Regions from separate parts of the Mus musculus genome. Here region 1 is linked to region 2. A link is a loop called in an ENCODE intact Hi-C map of the cell type or tissue named here. Cell type or tissue: heart. All regions are shown on one strand. Each heading gives the region's core, and the rest is flanking DNA. Links, peaks and the distances in the headings are about the cores only. Region 1 overlaps Ubap1 (ubiquitin-associated protein 1). Region 2 overlaps Ubap2 (ubiquitin-associated protein 2).

Region 1 (9,369 bases), core at 1-8,000, 160 kb after region 2:
TTTGAATGCTGGGATTGCAGATGTGCAGAAAAGGAGCTTGCTCCTTTTCTAATTTTGTTTCCCTGTTTCTTTTAAAACCATTGCTGAAATTTCTGTAGTTTTCTGCTTTTGTTTTTGGCAAAGTCTTATTGACCCAGGCTGGCCTCGAACTTGATCCATTGCTTCTGCATCCTGAGTGCTAGGATTACAGATCTGCTTAGGATCCAGCCCAGGGTTCTCTGCATGCTAAGTACTTTGTCAACTTAGCCACAACCGTGTATATTTTTTTACATTTTTATACATTAAAACTTTTTTTTAATCACATTTGTTTTGTGTGTATGCGGCCATAGCACACGGGCCAGAAGACAACTTGTGGGAGCTGGTTTTGTTCTTCTACAATATGGTTTCTAGGGTTCAAAAAGTGGTCAGGTTTTGTGGCAAGTACCTTAACCTGAGCCATCTCTGGGCCCTTCTTCTTTTTAAAAGATTGCTTTATTTTTATGAGTGTTTGCCTGCATGTATATATATGTGCACATGTATATATGCCTGGTGCCTGAGGAAGTCAGGAACTAGAGTTACAGTTGTGAGCTGCCATGTGGTGCTGTGAAGGAAACCTGACTCCTTGGCAAGAGCATAGGTACTCTTAACTGCAGTGCCATCTCCGGCCTCTCTAAAGAAACCCCAGTGATTCCAGCATTGCAGAGGCATTCTTAGGCTGCCTCTGTCCACCTCCACTTCCACCTATGGAAGCTTTTCAAGTCCTCTACTCTCAATCTCTGGAAAGTTTGAAATTTACTAGTGATATGTCTTACTTAGTTATTGTGTTGAGCACCCTGGGTCTTTACAAACTGGGGCTTAACCCAATACCCATTTTATGTTTGCCAATAACTACATTTTATCTTTTTATTGACAAGACTCCTAATAAGGTAGCACTGTCAGAATGCAGTAATGGTGTTGTATCTGGGTCTGAGGGGTGTACCAACCTCGCCCCCTCACATTAATCATAATCATGGATTATAACCTCGATAAATGACTTGAAACACCGTAGTACTAGTAATTTTGACAAGGAATCCTTTTTCATTTTTTGGAGTTAGTCTTGCTGTATAACCCAGGCTGTCCTTAACTTGAGGACCTTCCTTCTCCTTTTTTTTTTTTTAAAGATATATTTCATGTATGTGGATACACTGTCACTGTCTTCAGACACACCAGAAGAGGGCACTGGATGGACATTACAGATGGTTGTGAGGCACCATGTGGTTGCTGGGAATTGAACTCAGGACCTCTGGAAGAACAGTCAGTGTTCTTAACCACTGAGCCATCTCTCCAGCCCAACCTTCCTCCTTCTTAAGCCCTAGTGATAAGGGATCCTTTTAAACATTGTCCTTTTGGGATCTCCATAATTAGTGTGGTGCCTGTTTGATTAATAAAACATGTCGAAGAGTCATTTATCTCTATTAAGCAAAGTATTTTCAGTTGTAATATTTAAAAAGGAAAGGATACTTTGCTCAGTCCTAGTATTTAAAATCCTATGCATTGAGCTGAAGCGATGGCTCAGTGGTTAAAAGAACTTACAAAGGACCCAGATTTGGTTGCCAGCACCTATATTGTGGCTAATAACCACATGTAATTCCAGTTCTAAATTTCATGACCTCTTCTGAGCTCTACAGTCATCAGGCATGCGTGTGGTGTATACATATATATAGATATGGGCTAACATATACATAAAAAAAAAAAACCCAAAACAACCATGAAAATCCTTTGGGTGTGAGCACACTGGAAACAGAGGGAGGCAGATCTCTGCTTTTTGAAGCCAGATTAGTCTACTTAATAGAATGAGAATTCTAGGCCTACATAGTGAGACAAAAACTACCTAACTGACTTTATTATAATACCTTATTGGCTATTACATTATCTCTAATATTTATTACAAATGATGTGAAAATGACTATATATAGAGATAAGCTTAAATGTTTTTGTAGGTTTATGTATATGAATGTTTTGCCTACATACATACTTTATATATAGCACATGCATGCTTAGTACCTGGGGAGTTCAGCAGTGTCAGATTCCCTGGATCTGGAGTTATGGATAGTTTTAAGCTAGCATGTGGATGCTGGCAACCAAACCCAGGTTTTCTCTGCAACAAATAAATGCTCTTAACTGCTGAGCTCTCTCTCTAGCCTAAAGGTTTGCATTTTAATATTCACAAAGATACAACTAGATCAAAGAATTTTATCAGGCCTTCCTTCAGCCACACTTACTTGAAGGACAAAATACTCCCAAAGCACAGCTGTTAGGGGACTGCACTTTCTAAAAGTGTGTGTAATTTAGAAACATATACCCACATTCTAGCAGGTGTTCATGGGGCTTTTTAAAGGGAGAAGTACACATGGTGGAAGAATAGTCCTGGCATTTTGGCTGGGCTCATGTGAGAGCTGCCTTTACTTTTTTAGGAAGCTGTGTCTTGAGTCCACACAGAGTCTGCTCCTGAGAAGGGCCATATAATCTTGAGTCTGCAAAGTGGCTAGACTGCTTTAGCTTCTGATCTTCCATGGCTGCTGTAGCCTACTGAAGCCCCTAGGAATGGACTGCTTAGAGTATGTTACAGGTGACACAGTTCAGTGGAAGCTGTCAGCCTACATGCCTGTGATCCTCCTGGCTCTCTTCAGTTTGAGAACATGCGGTTATAGCAGAACTTGCTTTAGGACAGAGGACTGACTACTTACTGCCTTGCTTAAAAAGGAAACAAGGAAAATTATAAAATGTTTTCTTTGGTTCTTGGAAGCCTGCAATTTTGTTCCTGTGGCCTGGGAGTGAGCTGAGCTGCCTTTGTGCCTTAGGCTTCATTATCAGAGGTGAACCAATCAGGTGATACTAGGGAGGTCCGGTGGCAGGGAGCAGCATGCTTGTAGCCATGCAGTAGACTGCCTAGGAGTCTAGCCTAGTATGGCTAATACTCCTTCCTTCCATCTTCACTGCAAAGGACAGCAGCTTTAGCAGGGAATGAAGCCAAGTTATGTGGTATGAGGCAAAGGTAAGTGCCCTCAAAATCCTGAGGCCCTGAGCTAGCCATGACCAGTGAGAGGCAAGAGTGAGACTAGGATAGTCAGTTACAGAGTAGCAATGTCTGCAGTGACTGAGTCTTAACCAAAATAGAGTTAGGGGCTAATGAAAGGACACAGAGAAATCTGCACAGCCCTCAAACATTCATTCTGTAGGTAGGTTCAGACTCAGAACTGATTTTCAAGTTACAGGGATCAGGGCATGGAATAGCATGTGCTGTCTGAACATGCAGGAACTGCGGGTGAGGGCTCCAAGGGTTGCTGGTGTTTCCTAGCTTTTCTTTTTGGCTGGTACTCAGTACCTCTCTTCTTTCCAACCCACAATGCCTGGACAGCAACCTGGGCCTCAACTCATCTTACCGTGATCTTGTTTTTCTATTGTCAGGTAACCCCTCTAAATTTCTCAGTGTCACAAGTGCCCAACATGCCTAGCTGTCCCCAGGCCTATTTGGAACTGCAGGCACTGTCTCCGAGTGAGCGGCAATGTGTAGAGACAGTAGTCAACATGGGCTACTCATATGATTGTGTCCTGAGAGCCATGAGAAAGAAAGGAGAGAATATTGAGCAGGTGAGGTGCTGGTCTGTAAGGTGTGGGTGGGGGAGCATGGTGACCTCAAGTTAGAGTTGTGATCTTGAGGTCCTCAAGTGCCTGCAACTCCAGCCTCCTCCCGTGTGGGTATGTGGAGCCTTGGGCTATCATCAGGGACCAGAAGTTGAACAGTAGTCCTTGAGAGTCTGAGAAAGCCTGGGGGGTGGGAGGGCTGGATCTGTTGTCATTATCCACCCCTTTGTACCTCTAGAGAGTACAAAACTGAGCATATGGTTAGATCTACACTTCTTTTTGAGATAGGGTCTTGTGTAGGCCAGGCTGCTCCGAACTGAGGTAGCTGAGGCTGGCATTGGACTCAGTCCTGACCGCTAGCATTACAGATATATCCCACTACTCGGCTTACCTCTAGAAACTTTTGTCATGGCTGTGCAGGACGCTGTGAATAGCATACTATAGTCCTCTGCCTTGGGGACATTTTCTGACATGCACTGTATTTTTCTAGAAGACTATTATCCTACTCTGGCTGAGCTGATCTTCTGGGTTGAGTCAGCTGTGACAGTACCTCCTTTGGGATGTGGCTGCTCATTTCTAGAAGGGCGTGCCGGTTTGTTTACCAAGTCATTATTGAGGTTATGCTGTGCTAGGCAGTCTGGGCCTGATAACTGGGGAGGGACAGGGAGGCAGCTTCACACAGATGGTCTAAAGCTCTCGACTCAGGAGTAACAGGAGGAGCTCAAGCCTTGTTTCTTTCCTTAGATTCTCGACTATCTCTTTGCACACGGACAGCTTTGTGAGAAGGGTTTTGACCCTCTTTTAGTGGAAGAGGCTCTGGAAATGCACCAGTGTTCAGAAGAAAAGGTAAGAACCTTTATGCATTCACAGGAGCAGAGTTGACTGCTGTACTCCCTGGCCCCTGCACTGCCTTTTCTTACTAGTCACTGTAGGCAGAAGCAGTCAAAGACAGACTCCAGTGTCCAGACAAGGAGTCTTGCATTTAGTATAGATAAAACATGGAGTTGAATCCCAGTGATAGGAAGGGGAAGTAGAGTTGCGCTAAAAGCCAGGCTTTTGGAAGACAGTGACTGTTGATAGTCTTTTTGCCTTCCCTTCTATCTAGAAAGCATACTTTAGGGGTTAAATACTTTGTCTTGGTGGGAATATTCATGTGGGCAGGAGCTCGTCCAGAGGTCAGCAAGTGAATTGTTACTTTCGAGGGAACCTTAAAGACCCATGGGACTGCTTGAAGGAGGCAGAATCTTCACCTGCAGTATACACCTACATTCAGCTGCTCTGCGTGGCTCAACTCTTTCTGAAAAAAATTTGTTCTCCTTTATCCCATAGATGATGGAGTTTCTTCAGTTAATGAGCAAATTTAAGGAAATGGGCTTTGAACTGAAAGACATTAAGGAAGTTTTGCTATTACACAACAATGACCAGGACAATGCTCTGGAAGACCTCATGGCCCGGGCTGGAGCCAGCTGAGACCTGGCCCTGCTACGGCCCTGCCACAGCACCACCATTCCCCAAGGAGGCTCTGCACAGCTCACTTGTGGGGAAGACGGGACATGCTTCCAGATTTTCTTTGGGGGTTAGAAGGTCGGATGTGGAGTTGACACTTGTTAGTCTCTGTGAGCCCAGGCCTGAGCTGGGGGAAAGTAGGAAGATTTGGGCATATATGCTCTCTATTGGTTCCTTCCATATTAAACATACCTGTGTTTTGAGAAGTGTCCTTCCCACTTTGGGCTTTCAGAAGGAATACTTGGTTCTTTCTGGGGTCTCTAATGTTCTCAGCCAAAACCTGGCCTGGCTACCAAGAAGAGTGGGAAGACAGGAGGAGCAGACTGCTGCTGTTTTGGGGCTAGATCCTTTCCTCTCCTCTCTGCTGCACCACTGTCAGACTGGGCTCTAACCCAAGTGGAATGCAACTGAGAGGGTCTTCCTGGGCCCGCCTTCCCCGACAGCCCTAGTGTTACACTGGTTCTGGAGTGTCTCTGCGGTACAAAGATGCACTTTTCTTCATGGGGCAAAGTCTGCCTCTTCTGCCAGGCAGTTCCCATTTGCCCCTGTCCAGACTGTTTCTTTTGGCTTAGACCATAATCCTCTGCTGCCCGGGGCATTGGAGCCCCTGTGCTAGGAAGCTGTCAGTTTTGAGTATCATTGGCCCTTTCCAGCACATGGGTGAGAAAACAGGCCACGACTTGTCACTCAGCACTAACCCCCAGTTCTTGAACAGCCTCCTCCAGCCCTGCTTTAGGATGACACAATGAATAACACCTAGGCATAGAAACCAGTCTCTTTGGTTTGTTTGTATTATGTTCTACAATATTAAAGATCTAAATACAAAGGATATAATACAGTCTTGAATCTAAAGTAATTTGCTAACTATTTTGATTCTTCAGAGAACTACTAATAAAAATCTAAAAGGTATGCCATGCTGCCTTAACCTCTTTATTTTGAAAAATGGTTTGACTCAGGACAGTGGGTAGATTACGGGTAGCACAGTCATTTCTGGCCTGGAACAGAGCCTAGTTGTCCCTTTCATATCAGTATCCTTTTCCCACTGAGGGCCTATGGGACTCAGAGGCTGGCCATCCTGTCTCATCTTTTTTTTTTTGTTTTTTTGGTTTTTTTTTGTTTTATAAATACAGACTCTCTAAACCTGGTCTAGTGCAGCCTGTGGAACAAGGGTATATGCTTTCTTGCTAAAGTGGAGAAGGGGTATACAGGTTTTGAGGTATCCTTTAAAATATGACAAGTCAAGTCCCTTTGCTTGTGACTACTACCAGTCACAGGCAAGGTTAAAGTGCTTCCCCGGCTCTCAGTGGTGCTCCTATAGCTGACAGTTCATCCTTAAAATTTCTAGTACTTATCTTTAGTAGAATCCCACATCCTTTTGGTGTTCTTGGTTGGGAATGGCCTCTGATTTTTAGTGGTTATGTGAGAGGCCTTAAGCTAGGAACAGGCTGCCATCTGGTGGTCAGTTCAAGCACTGCCCGTGGCTGCCAGACAAGCCTTTCAGCTCTTTTATAGAGCCAGACCTCACTATAGTCCAGGTTTAGACCATAATCCTCTGCTGCCCGGCTAATTCCTTTGAATTTAGTCCTCAGCATCCCAGATGCTGGGGTTACACATGAACAGTGTCACACCTGGCTTATCTTGGCTTTTTAAATATAACATCCTAAAACCATAGAGTTCTTAAATGTATGTGGTAATGGCTTCAGGGCCCAGGCTGTGACACATGAATCTCAGGTTAACTCAGGAAGACCTATGAAACTAACGGACTCTTGGAGGCTGTTTCCCTTGGGGTTCTCTCTGTTTAAAAGGTGATACAAGAGATGGGAAGATGGTTCAGTTAGTGTATGTGGTACAAGCATAAGAACTGCGTAGAAAGCCTGGAGTAGCTGGTTGTAATGGTGTATGCTACATCTTTAATCTTGGCATTTGTGAGGCAGGACTACTTTGTGAGCTGGTCTACATAGAGAACTCCAGGACTGCATAGAGAGGCACTGTCTCAAAAGAAAGCCTGGAGCGGTGGTCTGAGAAGGGAAGGGAGAGACAAGAATTTTGGACTTGTTGGCTAATCAGTCTGGGTAGATCAACAGGGAGACACTTGCTTCAAAAATAAGGTAGAGAATGATTTGAGGGTACCTGGTAACATCTGTCCTGCACACACAGCAATACAGCAAGAACTCATTTGAAGAGATGTGTGTTTGTTGCTGTGTCAGAAGATTCAGACTGCTGACTGTAGACTCAGTCCCAAGACACCCGTAGCAAAGGCCCTTGAGTGTTGCTGGCCTAGTACCTTGGACCACTCAAGCCTTGGCAATAGACTTGCCTGAGATCTCCCAGCCTGTTTAATCATTCAGAGGCACTGGGAATGAGGAGTCATAGACAGGAGCTAGGACCTGCCACAAGAACTATGAGGGCTGGCAGACACTGACATGGGCCTGCTGTTTTAGCAAAAAAGAAAAATTAATGAGAAAACCGTGCTGCTGTTGGCACCCTCAAAGCTGGATTGCAGGGAAGGAAACTAAAAGCATACCCTGGACCTCAGGTGCTCTTAAGAAAGATATCAAGAGTTGTTCGCCAGGTGTGGTGGCTCACGCCTTTAATCCCAGCACTTGGGAGGCAGAGGCAGGTGGATTTCTGAGTTCCAGGCCAGCCTGGTCCACAAAGTGAGTTCCAGGCCAGCCAGGGATATACAGAGAAACCCTGTCTCGAAAAACCAAAACCAAACCAAAACAAAAACAACCAAACCAAAACAAAAAAAGAGTTGTTCATTTTATAATTTCCAAAACTAAATTTCCACTCCCTGCTGGGAAGGAGTTCACCTGACTGCCTGGCTGGTACCAGTGTCTTTGAAGACAGAAAGGCACTGTCAGCAATAAGGCTGTTGGCTCAACTTGTGCTCCCTAACCTCTGACCTCCGATGTCCAAGTTAACATTAAACATCCTAGTCTTATCCTCAAATTTAGGACATCTACAAAGTTAATAGACCAAGTCCCTACAGATGCAGGTTGGCAAAGTGACTACTACTCTGAGCCCCAAATAAAAGGGGACATGAAGGCTTTCAGCCTAGTACTTTGTTACAGGTGGCCCTGTAGTTGGGAGTTGAGATGAGGTCTGTCCCTGAGTAGTGGGTCATCCAAGGCCATGTATGGCTAGGTTGACCCTAGGGGCAGGACAGGGAGGGGTCGTTTTTAGGAAGGCCCTGGCAGAGCCTCTTCCAGCCCCAGAGAGCACAGCAGTGTCCATCCAGAGTGAGACATGCTCTAAGACACCACAGTTCTTTCGGGGGCTGCAGCGGGCCTGTGGCTGGTGAGGTAGAGCTGTAGCTGGCTTCTCAGACTTTGGATGCACCTGGACTTCAAAGCCATGATTTCATCCAGCTGGGTCACAAAATCTTCAAAATCCTGAGGAGAAACAACACAACTGGAGCCTTTTCACTTGACGGCTGTCTGTCAGATCATCTTTTCTAGCCTGTCTTTTTGTTTTTCACGTTTTCATGTGTCTGAATGTTTCGTCCACACATCACTTGTGTGCCCGGTGCTACCCACAGAATTTAGAAGAGGACATCAGATCTCCTGGGACTGGAGTTCTAGATGGTTATGAGTCACCATGTGGGTGCTAGGAATCAAACCTGAGTCCTCCACAAGAGTAAAAAGTGCTCCCTAGTTCATTGAACTAGGAACATTTCAGAACCCAAGTCCCTCTTCCCCAGGGGAAAACCTTAGAAGTTTCTATGGACTGGGTGACACTTTTGAGACACTTTGTAAGTGAAGACTATTCTGGAAAAAGGGTACTTACAGTGCTTTGGGTCTTCAGGTTGCAAGAAGCAAGGTGGTTCACTGCTACAGTAGTCATAGGGAGGGACCCCATTCCCATCTCCACCTAGACCCTCTGAGGGCCACAAGGCCTCAACAGTTAGTGTGCAACAGCAAAACTTTGTTGTTGTATCTACACCATGGCAAACAGATGACCACTGAACAAAGCACAATGAGTTGTCAGTAGCCCACATATCTGTCCAGTACTACTTACATTAGAATCCATCTGGGTCATTAAGGTCTCCTCCTTCAAGTCCAGCTCAGCCATTTCATCCAGCTGTTCTTTGTGTGCACGGATAATCACCTGCCTGGGAACATGTTGAAGAACAGCCTATGAACACTGAGCCTCATTTCTATACTAGGAGCTTGTAGCCTCTTCCTGGTGTTTTAAGACCAGCTGGCAGCTCCTTGCTCTCTCTGTTCTGTTCTTAGAACTAGTCAAGGGGCCAGGGGG
Region 2 (9,400 bases), core at 1,009-9,008:
TCCTTATGTAGCTCTGGTGTCAAACTCAAACCTAGGCCTCAGGAAGTCTACGTGAACAGCCTACCAATTAATGATACACTCAGTTCTGTATAATGCTTAACTGCAAAATTTCAAAACAAAACATTCTTCATACCTTTAAGTCCATAAGAACTTTTACTTGGCGGTTCCTGAGACATACTGTGAGACTTGGCCAGCCCTTCTGTCAATTAAAATAAAAGGTAAGCTTTTAGTATATGAAAACAAGAGAAGCTGATCAGCATACAAAATAAAGTCAATGTATTACAGCAGTCCCTCATAGAGGGAGCAAGGCCCAAAACCATTAAATGGAAAATAATAGAAACAAAACATCAACAACACTCATATAATGCTTATGATAATTTTTATTTCATGTAATTGGTTCTAAGTATTAAATGTCTGACTACGCTGGATTGGTGATCAAACCATTAGGGCCGGAGATCCTGAGTACACTCTTGTAATCCACTAGCGGAAAGTCTTCTGCCCTCCACAGCTTGTGTGTACACACTCACAATCCTTCACAAAATGAAGGGGGAAAAGATCAAAAGGTAGAGAGCATGAAGTCAGACACATGGGCCAAGCTCTGGCTTCTGTAGGTGTGCACATAGGCACAAGAACCCACACCCACGGGTACAAGAACATAGATACAAATTCTTGATGACTTATTAAGATTTGCTGTCTTCTTTGTGAATGTATAGACCTCACTTGGGCCCATGTTCTCACGTGGGATTGCGAGGCTGCATTCTCTGTAATGAATAACACTGAAATAGCAAATCTTTGCCCCAATCAGCTAGACAGGAGACTCTTGATTGGCAGTAGAATACATTGTCAATCTGTCCATTTACACTTCTGTTAGCTGCACACTGCCTAATAACTGTCAACCCCAAGTGTTGGGATTATAGATATGAGACACTACACCTGGCTGTCAATGAGATTTCCCATTGAGAGGCTTTGAAGGTAACAATAAACTAAAAGGAGTTGGGAGTATTCTCCATCCAGCATGCTTATATAACAAGAGCATAAGAGGCTGGAGAGATGGCTCAGCAGTAAAGAGCACTGACTGCAATTACAAGGGTCCTGAGTTCAAATCCCAGCAACCACATGGTGGCTCACTACCATCTGTAATGAGATCTGATGCCCTCTTCTGGTGTGTCTAAATACAGCTACAGTGTACTTACATATAATAAATAAATCTTTGGGAGAGAGGGAGCGGTGCTGGAGCGAACGGGGCCAGAGTGAGCAGGGGTCCTGAGTTCAATTCCCAGCACCCACAGGATGACTTTACAACCATCTGTATGGCTACAGTGTACTCATATACATAAAATAAATAAATATATATATTAAAAAAAGAAGAACACAAAACATTTCTTTAGATAAGGTCTCATGCCACAGTCCAGATTGGCTGTGAACTCAGCAGCTACTAACAGACCCCCCAGTGCTGGGAATTACAGGCATGACCCACCATACTCAGATAAGAACAATTTTAAAACAAGCTCTAGGGACTCAAGAGATGGCTTGGCAGTTATGGATGCTTGCTATTCTTCCAGAGGCCCTCCACTCAGTTGCCAGCATCTATGTCAGGTGGATTATAATACCTACAACCATTGCTCTAGGAATTTGGCACCCTATTCTCATCTTTATAAGCACCCAAACTCCCATGCATTACCCCACAGAGACACAGACAGACAGATAAGACAGACACACACTGTGCCCATACTCCACCCCTAATCAATCCTAGAAGAGTCTCTGAAGATGGCTGTGATGAGTCTTGAAATCCCAGACTTCTAGAATATTAGACAAGAGGATCACTGAAAATTCAAGGCCAGCTTAAGGTACAATGAGACTATTTCTCAAAAACAGACACAGAACAAAACAAAGACTTCTAACAAAAACAAAACAAGACCAAAAAACCACTTACCCGGTCCCTCATCTGTACCATTCTGAGCAGCTTCCCAAACTGCCAACTTTGTCCCACAGCCATCTGTAGACATGGACTCTGAATAGTCTGCAGGATTGAATGTCCTGGGGGGGTTGAAGTAAAGAAACAAGCAACTAAAGCAAGCATCAAAATCACAAAATAAACCGTATAAAATATACCAAACAGCATTGGGGAGGCAGATCTCTGAAAGTCAAGGCCAGTCTGATCCATATAGCAAGCATCATGACAGCCAAAGCTACATAGACAGACTCTAAAAACAAGAAAATAGAAAAAAGAAAATATTCAAAACCAAATCAGCTCAAGTCCCTTCAAAGGGGTGCTATAAAAAGTCCTCCCTCCTTATATTGGATAATGGCTAACTCTTTAAGCCACTGTGATGTAGGTATTTTTTATACACTTTTTGCGCCTATAATAAAGATCTCTGTTTGGGTTATTCTGTTTTGTTTTGTTTTCAGACACAGTATTTTCAATGTAGCCCTGGCAGTATTCAAACTGAATATGTAAACCAGGAGTGGCCTTAAACGTACAGAGATCTGCCCCCCAGCCCCCAAATGCTGGGTTTAAAGGCTTGTGACACCCCAACCAACCCCATACAAAACTGTTTTATTTAGTTACTCACATGTACTACAGCACACTTTCCTTCTACCCTTAAAAGTCCTAGGGACAGAACTTTAAAGCGTTGGTAACAAGGACCTTTATTAACCTTTAGGTCCAGTGATTTGAATGTTTTCATTTTTGTTTTTTAAACAGGGTATCACAATGTAGCACTGACAAGCCTCTAACTCACATAAATATGCCTGCCTCTACCTCCTAAGTACTAAGATTAAAGACATGAGTGAGCCTTATCATTCTTGAAGATGGGGTCTGTATCATGTATCCCTGGTTATCTGTGAACGCTGTAACTAAAGATGACCTTGAACTTCTGATACTGTAATAGATTCCCAGACCTTAACACAGGCCTTGGGTACCTCAGCACATAGGCAGCACCACCTGTCAAAAGAAGAACAAAGAAGACCTTCTCCATCTTGCTTTGGGGAAAGTCCCTAAATATAGTGACCTTGCTCTTTGGCTCCTATAGTTCCACTTCTGGCTAACTGAAGTGTGTCAACCCAGGAATGTAGGTTTTGTGATTAAAAGCCCGTTCTGAGAAATGCTCAGGGCTACAACTCAGTCTCAAACACCTGGAGTAGTTACTAATAAAAGTTTCTATTGGCTTGAGCTGTGTCCTAGTGGTCTTCTCTAGTGGATACCTCAAGTTTACAAGTATTACAAGTTTATACCACCATTCCCAGTTTTATGGTATGCTGGGGACGGAATTTTCTTTGCCTGTTCTAGGGAGGCACTCTATCAACTACATCGCCAGCCAAGCGTACATATCTTCAACAGACGTTACTTTAGGATCATCTACCTACTTTTGTATAAATGGTCTTCAAGTTTCTACAATATAGTCTTTGGCATCCTGAAAAGTTATGAAGACCTGGAAGCCTTCCCAGTCTAGAAAGAACACCATTGAAAATGTCCAATGAAAGGACCAGAGAGAAGGTTCAAAGTGGTTAAGAGCACTTGCTGCTCTTGCAGGACTTGGGAGACAGGTTCCATCCCCAGTACCCACTCGAAAGCTCAAAATGGCCTGGAATTCAAAAGTTCCTAGGAAACCTCTTCTGGCTTCACAGGCCCCTTCATGCCCATGGCACACAAACATACATTCAAGCCCACACATAAAACTGCATATTTTAAAAAAGTCCCAATGAGAACAAATACATCAAGTGTAAACGTGTCTCCTTCTTGTGTCAGAATTGAAGCTTCGACTGTCCTGAAACTTGCTTGTAGACTAAGCTAGCCTTGAACTCAAAAATGTGCTGGTCTCTTGCCTTAGTGTTGGGATTAAGGAAGGGTCTGTCATAACACCAAAAGAACTTTAAAACTCTTTATATTTTCTGTGTTTTCCCTACATGTACATATATGTACCATGTGCATGCTGCCTGCCCAGAGTCCAGAAGAGAGCATCAGATTCCCTGGAACTGGGGTTACAAATGGCTGTAAGACATGATGAAAGGCCTGGGTGCTGGAACCAAACCTAAGACTTCTCCAATAGCAGCAAGTGCTATTAGCTGATGAACCATCTCTCCAGCACCCCCAACTGTGGATTTGAGTAGAATTATATTCTTCATATATGGATATAGCTAAAGAAATGTTTTGTTCACACTTCTTTGTATTATCACTAGAGGGGGCTGGTGAGATGGTTCAGAAATAAAAGAACTAGCTGTCAGGATTCACAGGCTACATCCATGTTACAATGCACGCATAAGAACATAAGTAAACAGAAATGCTATGAGTTTAAGGCTAGGGTTCCAAATTCAAGTTGTCTTGCCATGCACAAAAGAAACAGTAAGAGAAAGAAAAACTAGACATAACAGTAGCTAACTCTAACACCTACCTAGAATGCTCAGCATTCACTACCATCACTCAGGACAACACTATCATTCACATAAACACTTCATGTTAAATAGCTAGATTTAGCCGCATCTGTAAGTGGCTTTCAACCTGGCAGCCGAGGACATTATGCACATATGCCTACTCCCTTGGGAACATGTGGTGTCCGCAGACATGTTAGTAACTTCATGAGGAAGGAGAGGGGTGTCAGGTTAGAGAGAAGGATGATGTAGCATCACTGTGCAGCACATGCACACCAATGAAGTTATCCAAGCAAACTGCACGGAGCAGAGGCTTCAGTGCTGACGCAGCATTTACTGCAACAGCAACAACAACACTATTTTCACTATGGTTAGAAAGCCCTTCAGAAGTACAACCACCTCTAGCTGGGATAAAGTACAGGCAGGTCAAAGGCAGATAAAACAGAACAACTAGGAAGCACCTACAGCAGTGGGATGGCTGTGACTTACCCCATGCTTTGAGCGGAGAACCTTCCTGTCCCTCTGCCCCTGCCACGTCCAAATCCTTTAACAAAACACAATTATAGAATATAATTGTATTTGTACATGTATATATAATGATTAAATAAAGCAGAGTTTCAGGCCAATCTGGGGCTACAGGGTGACTTCTCAACCTGTAGTCAATCACAGACTACAGTATGAGCCTTTTTTTTTTTCCTTAAAAAAGAAGAAAAAAAAAAGCAGCTAAGCAGCTAACTCATTCTTAGGGGCATCTGATGCCCTCTTCTGGCCCCCACAGGCATTGCATACACATGGCACACAGATGTACATGCAAGCAAACCGTTCACAGATAAAACAATTTAAAATATAAATAATGCCTTGGCAATGGTGGCGCACGCCTTTAATACCAGAGGCAGAGGCAGGCAGATCTCTGAACTGGATGCTAGCCTGGTCTACAGAGCAAGTTCCAAGACACTCAGGGCTATGGAGAAACTATGTGTAGAAAACAAAATACCCCAAACCCCCAAATAAATAATAAGCTCTCCTTGCTTTGTTGGTAGTGTAACCATGTATATCATACCTCTGTCTCAGCTTCCTAAATGCTGGGATTACATCTGTACACCACTATAACTGATTATAAAAGTGGCTTAAACAAATCATCTGAAAATAACCAAAAGGATTCTTCAAAGTGACAGACATAATCCAGGATCTGAGGGATGGCTCAGGGATGGAGCCATTCTTACCAAGGACAGGCAACCTTCAGCACCAAAAATAACAAAACCAAAGCAAAATGTAAAAACAAAAGAACCGGGCATAATCTAAGGGGTTCCTTCTCAGCCATCTTAGAGAACACTCCTTCATACTGCATTTCCAATCATCCTTAATAGCCAGGGTGGCAGCAGCTGGCCTGGTCCTCCTCCCCCCTCACCTCTGCCTCGGGCCCGCTTGCCCCGCTCCGCAGGCTTGTCTCCTTGGCTGCAGTCAATCCCATTCTCTTCACCTTTGACTAAAGAAGAAAAAGCAAACATGTCAACTTTTCATTTTCAAACCTCTTACCAAACTTATGAGATACAAAACCAAGATCAAAATGCACAGAAAGAATCAAAAACCCAACACTCTTCTTTGCAATCCCACAAGTTCAAGGCCAGCCTGGTCTAAATTCAAACAAGGGCTACATATTGAGGGAGCACCTGTCTCAAAAGCCAAAAAGGAAAAAAAAAAAAAGGTTAAAAAGAAGTTAAAATGTAAACAACATTTAGAAATCATGATGAATAAAAAGTAGCACAAATCTAGAAGCACATGACCAAAGGCTTATCCAACACTAGGATGACAAAACCAAGAGAATCGTGAATTCAAGCTCAAGGCCAGATGAACCACATAATCAGACCTAGTATTTAGAAAAAGAAAAAGAGCTCTTAAGGTCTCACCTTTCTTATTCTCAGCTCTCTTTCTCTCTCTCCCTTCCACCCTCTCTCCACATGGCCATGGCTGGCCTCTCTCTTTCTCTTACTTTCTCTCTGCATTTCTACAATAAAGCTCAAGGAAGGAAGGAAGGAAGGAGGGTGGTGTGGAACAAAATCCTGAATGGCACCAGATGCAATCCCAGATAGAAGACTAAAATGAAAATCACATGGTGCTGAGCATGGTGGCACAGTCCTTTAATCCCAACACTCAGAACAGAGGCGAGAGCTCTGAGGCCAGCCTGGTCTGCAGAGCAAGCTCCAGGGCAGTCAGTCAGACCATGACTAAAACAGTATACAGCATGGGCATTTTACTTTCTGTCTACATGTACCCTCCTGTAAAATAAATTTTCTATAAATAAGTACTAAAACCCAACACTTACTACAAAACAATGCTATCTATAAACATCACAGAACAAAAGGTAAAGTGTAAGAGACAGGCTTTGTAGCATCCTACCAGAAAAGGCAAGGACAGACTTCTGTTTCTCATATTCATACTGGATCCAATAGATCCATACAAAAACTAGTCAATAGATATTGATATCATTACTCCACTTTTTAGTTGCTGCTTAGCTCACATGAGCTTGGCTTCATTTGCAGTACAAATTTAAATTTATCCTATCCCTTCCCATCATCCTCACCTGCTTCTGAACTTTATTTCTCCCCAGAACAAGTTCTAACAAACATTACTAAACTATTGAGACCAGGTGTGGTGGCCCACCCCTTAATCCCAGCACTTGGGTGCCGAGGGCTGGCAAAGCTCAGGAAGTTTAAGGGCAGCCAAGGCCACATAGTGAGATCCTGTCTCAAAAACAATAAAAACCAAGTATTTTATAAGTGCTAGAAGTGTGGTCAAATAAAAGCCCAAGCAAAGGCCCCTGAGTGAGTCCCCAGCACAAACTATACATTTCTATTACTTAAATACTCATTTCTCGATCTTGATGTTATTGTTCAATCGACCTTCATTTAAAAATAGAGCTGGTGAGGTGGCTCAGTGGGTAAGGGCTCCTGCCAAGCCTGAATTCACTCCCAGGACCCAAATGGTGAAGGGAAAAAGTCAACCCCAAAGTTTTTCTCAGACCCCCACATGTACACCATGACATGTGCACCCACACCCGTTATGAAAATAAAATATATATGTACTTTTAAAATTTAGAGTGAGGGACAGAAGTGGGTGCCTGTAATTTCACTGCTGGACAAAAAGGAATCTTAGCTAAAGCCGGCTCAAGGTATATATTGAAAGTATAACAGTTTCATAAGGGCTAGGGAGAGCTCTTTGAGAGAAGATTTTACGATATAGCTCAGGTTGGTTTGGAACTCACAATTTTTCTATTAAAAGCTCTCAAATTCTAGGATTATAGACATGAGCTCACTGTGAGCTGTTTGAAAATCTATGTGTTCATTACTACAGGTTGCCAAGTACTCCCTACACAGCAACAAGTTGTCTCCTGGGCTGTTCCAAGTAAATTGGTGTCAAAATATGGATCAAAGGAAACTGCTCAAACAATTCTGCCTTCTGAATCTGCCTCCTTTAATTTTTTTTTTTTTTTTTTGTGTGGTGGGAGGGGGAGGTGGGTGACAGGGTCTCACTATGTAACCCTGGGTGGCCTGGAACTCCATGTAAATCTGTATGGCCTCAAAACTCACAGGAACCCACATGCCTCTACCTGGGGCTGAAGACACACCTAGACATCTCTAATTAATTTAATCTATGTCTATAGCATGAATATCTGTAGGGGAAGAAAAAACAGCTTCATACAAACAGGCCTATACCCACCACACTCCCAGCTTGCTTGGTTTCTAGCCAGTCTGAAAGGACAAGAATGAACGACCTGCAGCTCAGGTCGGTACAGGATCTTACAGACTGCCCTGTGTGACCCAGTGTCAGTGGGAGTGATTGGTAGTCGGGCTGTTCTCCCAGTCTTCGGGTGTGTGAGAACGGCTAGGAGAAGAGCTACACTCACACTCTCGGACTCGGTTGCCGCCTCTTCCCTTGCGGTTGTTGGTTCCCCGTCCACGACTCGCTTCTCTCTCCGTCCTCTTCTCTCTGTTTTCTTTGTTTTCTGAACTTTCTCTTCCAAAATTCTTCTTCTTCCCTCCTACAGTCTCCCATGAAGTCTGTCAAAAAGTAGAGTCTATACCACTAAGTGGTCACACAGCTTTGAAAACTTACATTCTATTTCTTTCCCATTTGTGGGATGTAAAACTATGACAGAAAGTTAGGTAAAGTTGAGCAAGGGGAGACCTGGAGACTCAGTGGGCACACACCTGAGGCTGAGGTGAAACACTCTGGCTGCTGGCCACCCTCCAGTGTTTGCACAGTTACCCCCACTGCAGTTAGTATGCCAAGACTGTCATTGCTGTTGGTTAGTCATTAGAAACAAAGCTGCTGACACTGTCAGGTAAGACCCATGGCAAGGAAGCATGGAAGAAACTATGTCCCACAATGTCCTAGAAGGAGTCAGAAGTCCAAAAGAACTTTTCTCTGCTCCATTTCCTTCACGACCACTCACCCGCTAACAAGAGTACTCGTGATATGTTCAGCCCCTAACTTACTATCATACGCTCTCTGACAAAAACAAAGATCCAGCTCTGGCTCGCAGTTATGAGATTTCTATGTTCAAGACAGAGCTGGTGATGGGGCTGGAGAATTGGCTCAGCAGTTAAGAGCATTTGCTGCTCTTGCAGAAAACCAAAGCTCGGTTCACGGCACCTACATTTGTGATTTCAACCATCTGTAACTTATAACACTAATTTCAGAGGACCCAACACCCTCTTCTGACATCCTCTGCCACCCAGCACATATATATGCATGCAAGCAAAACACCCACAGAAAAAAATGAATAAAATCAATAGAAATATTTTTTTAATTTTAATTAATTAAATATTAAAGGCATGGTGGCTCACACTATAATCCCAGCACTTAAGAATGCTTTGAGTATGAGGTCAATCTACCCTATATAGTAAATTCCAGACCAACCTGGGCTAGAAAGTAAAAACTTGTCTGTCTGTCTGTCTCTCTCTCTCACACACACACACACAAATACACGTCTACATGTAGGCTTGTGTACCATGTGCTTGACTAGAGCCCA

What was found. Hi-C counts contacts between places; a loop is a spot of excess contacts. Peaks named below come from ENCODE experiments on the same cell type or tissue, not always from the same donor. Only the 100,000 strongest peaks of a DNase experiment are listed, where the experiment ranks them.
Region 1: a loop joins it to region 2, with 6 times the contacts of the local background. A loop is called at or near these places in 13 of 42 quality-filtered maps.

Annotation. Positions count from the first base shown.
Region 1 is chr4:41,383,749-41,393,117 of GRCm38, forward strand. Ubap1 (ubiquitin-associated protein 1) reads left to right here. Exons shown (of 7, transcript NM_023305.3): 5 at 3,427-3,609; 6 at 4,348-4,449; 7 at 4,933-6,018. The coding sequence ends at 5,073. Kif24 (kinesin family member 24) reads right to left here. Exons shown (of 13, transcript NM_024241.2): 12 at 9,130-9,223; 13 at 7,000-8,504. The coding sequence ends at 8,364. Among named protein-coding and RNA genes, the nearest start is that of Ubap1, 39 kb to the left of the region's middle. In heart, for the core only: no CTCF peak of the experiment used is centred there; DNase peaks (open chromatin) are centred at 4,183, 5,093 and 6,563; H3K27ac peaks cover 519 bases.
Region 2 is chr4:41,221,423-41,230,822 of GRCm38, forward strand. It overlaps Ubap2 (ubiquitin-associated protein 2), which reads right to left. Exons shown (of 29, transcript NM_026872.1): 5 at 8,273-8,426; 6 at 5,777-5,854; 7 at 4,858-4,912; 8 at 1,934-2,037; 9 at 134-199. Among named protein-coding and RNA genes, the nearest start is that of Gm24837, 15 kb to the left of the region's middle. In heart, for the core only: CTCF peaks have their summits at 4,184 and 5,139 (motif pointing left); no DNase peak of the experiment used is centred there.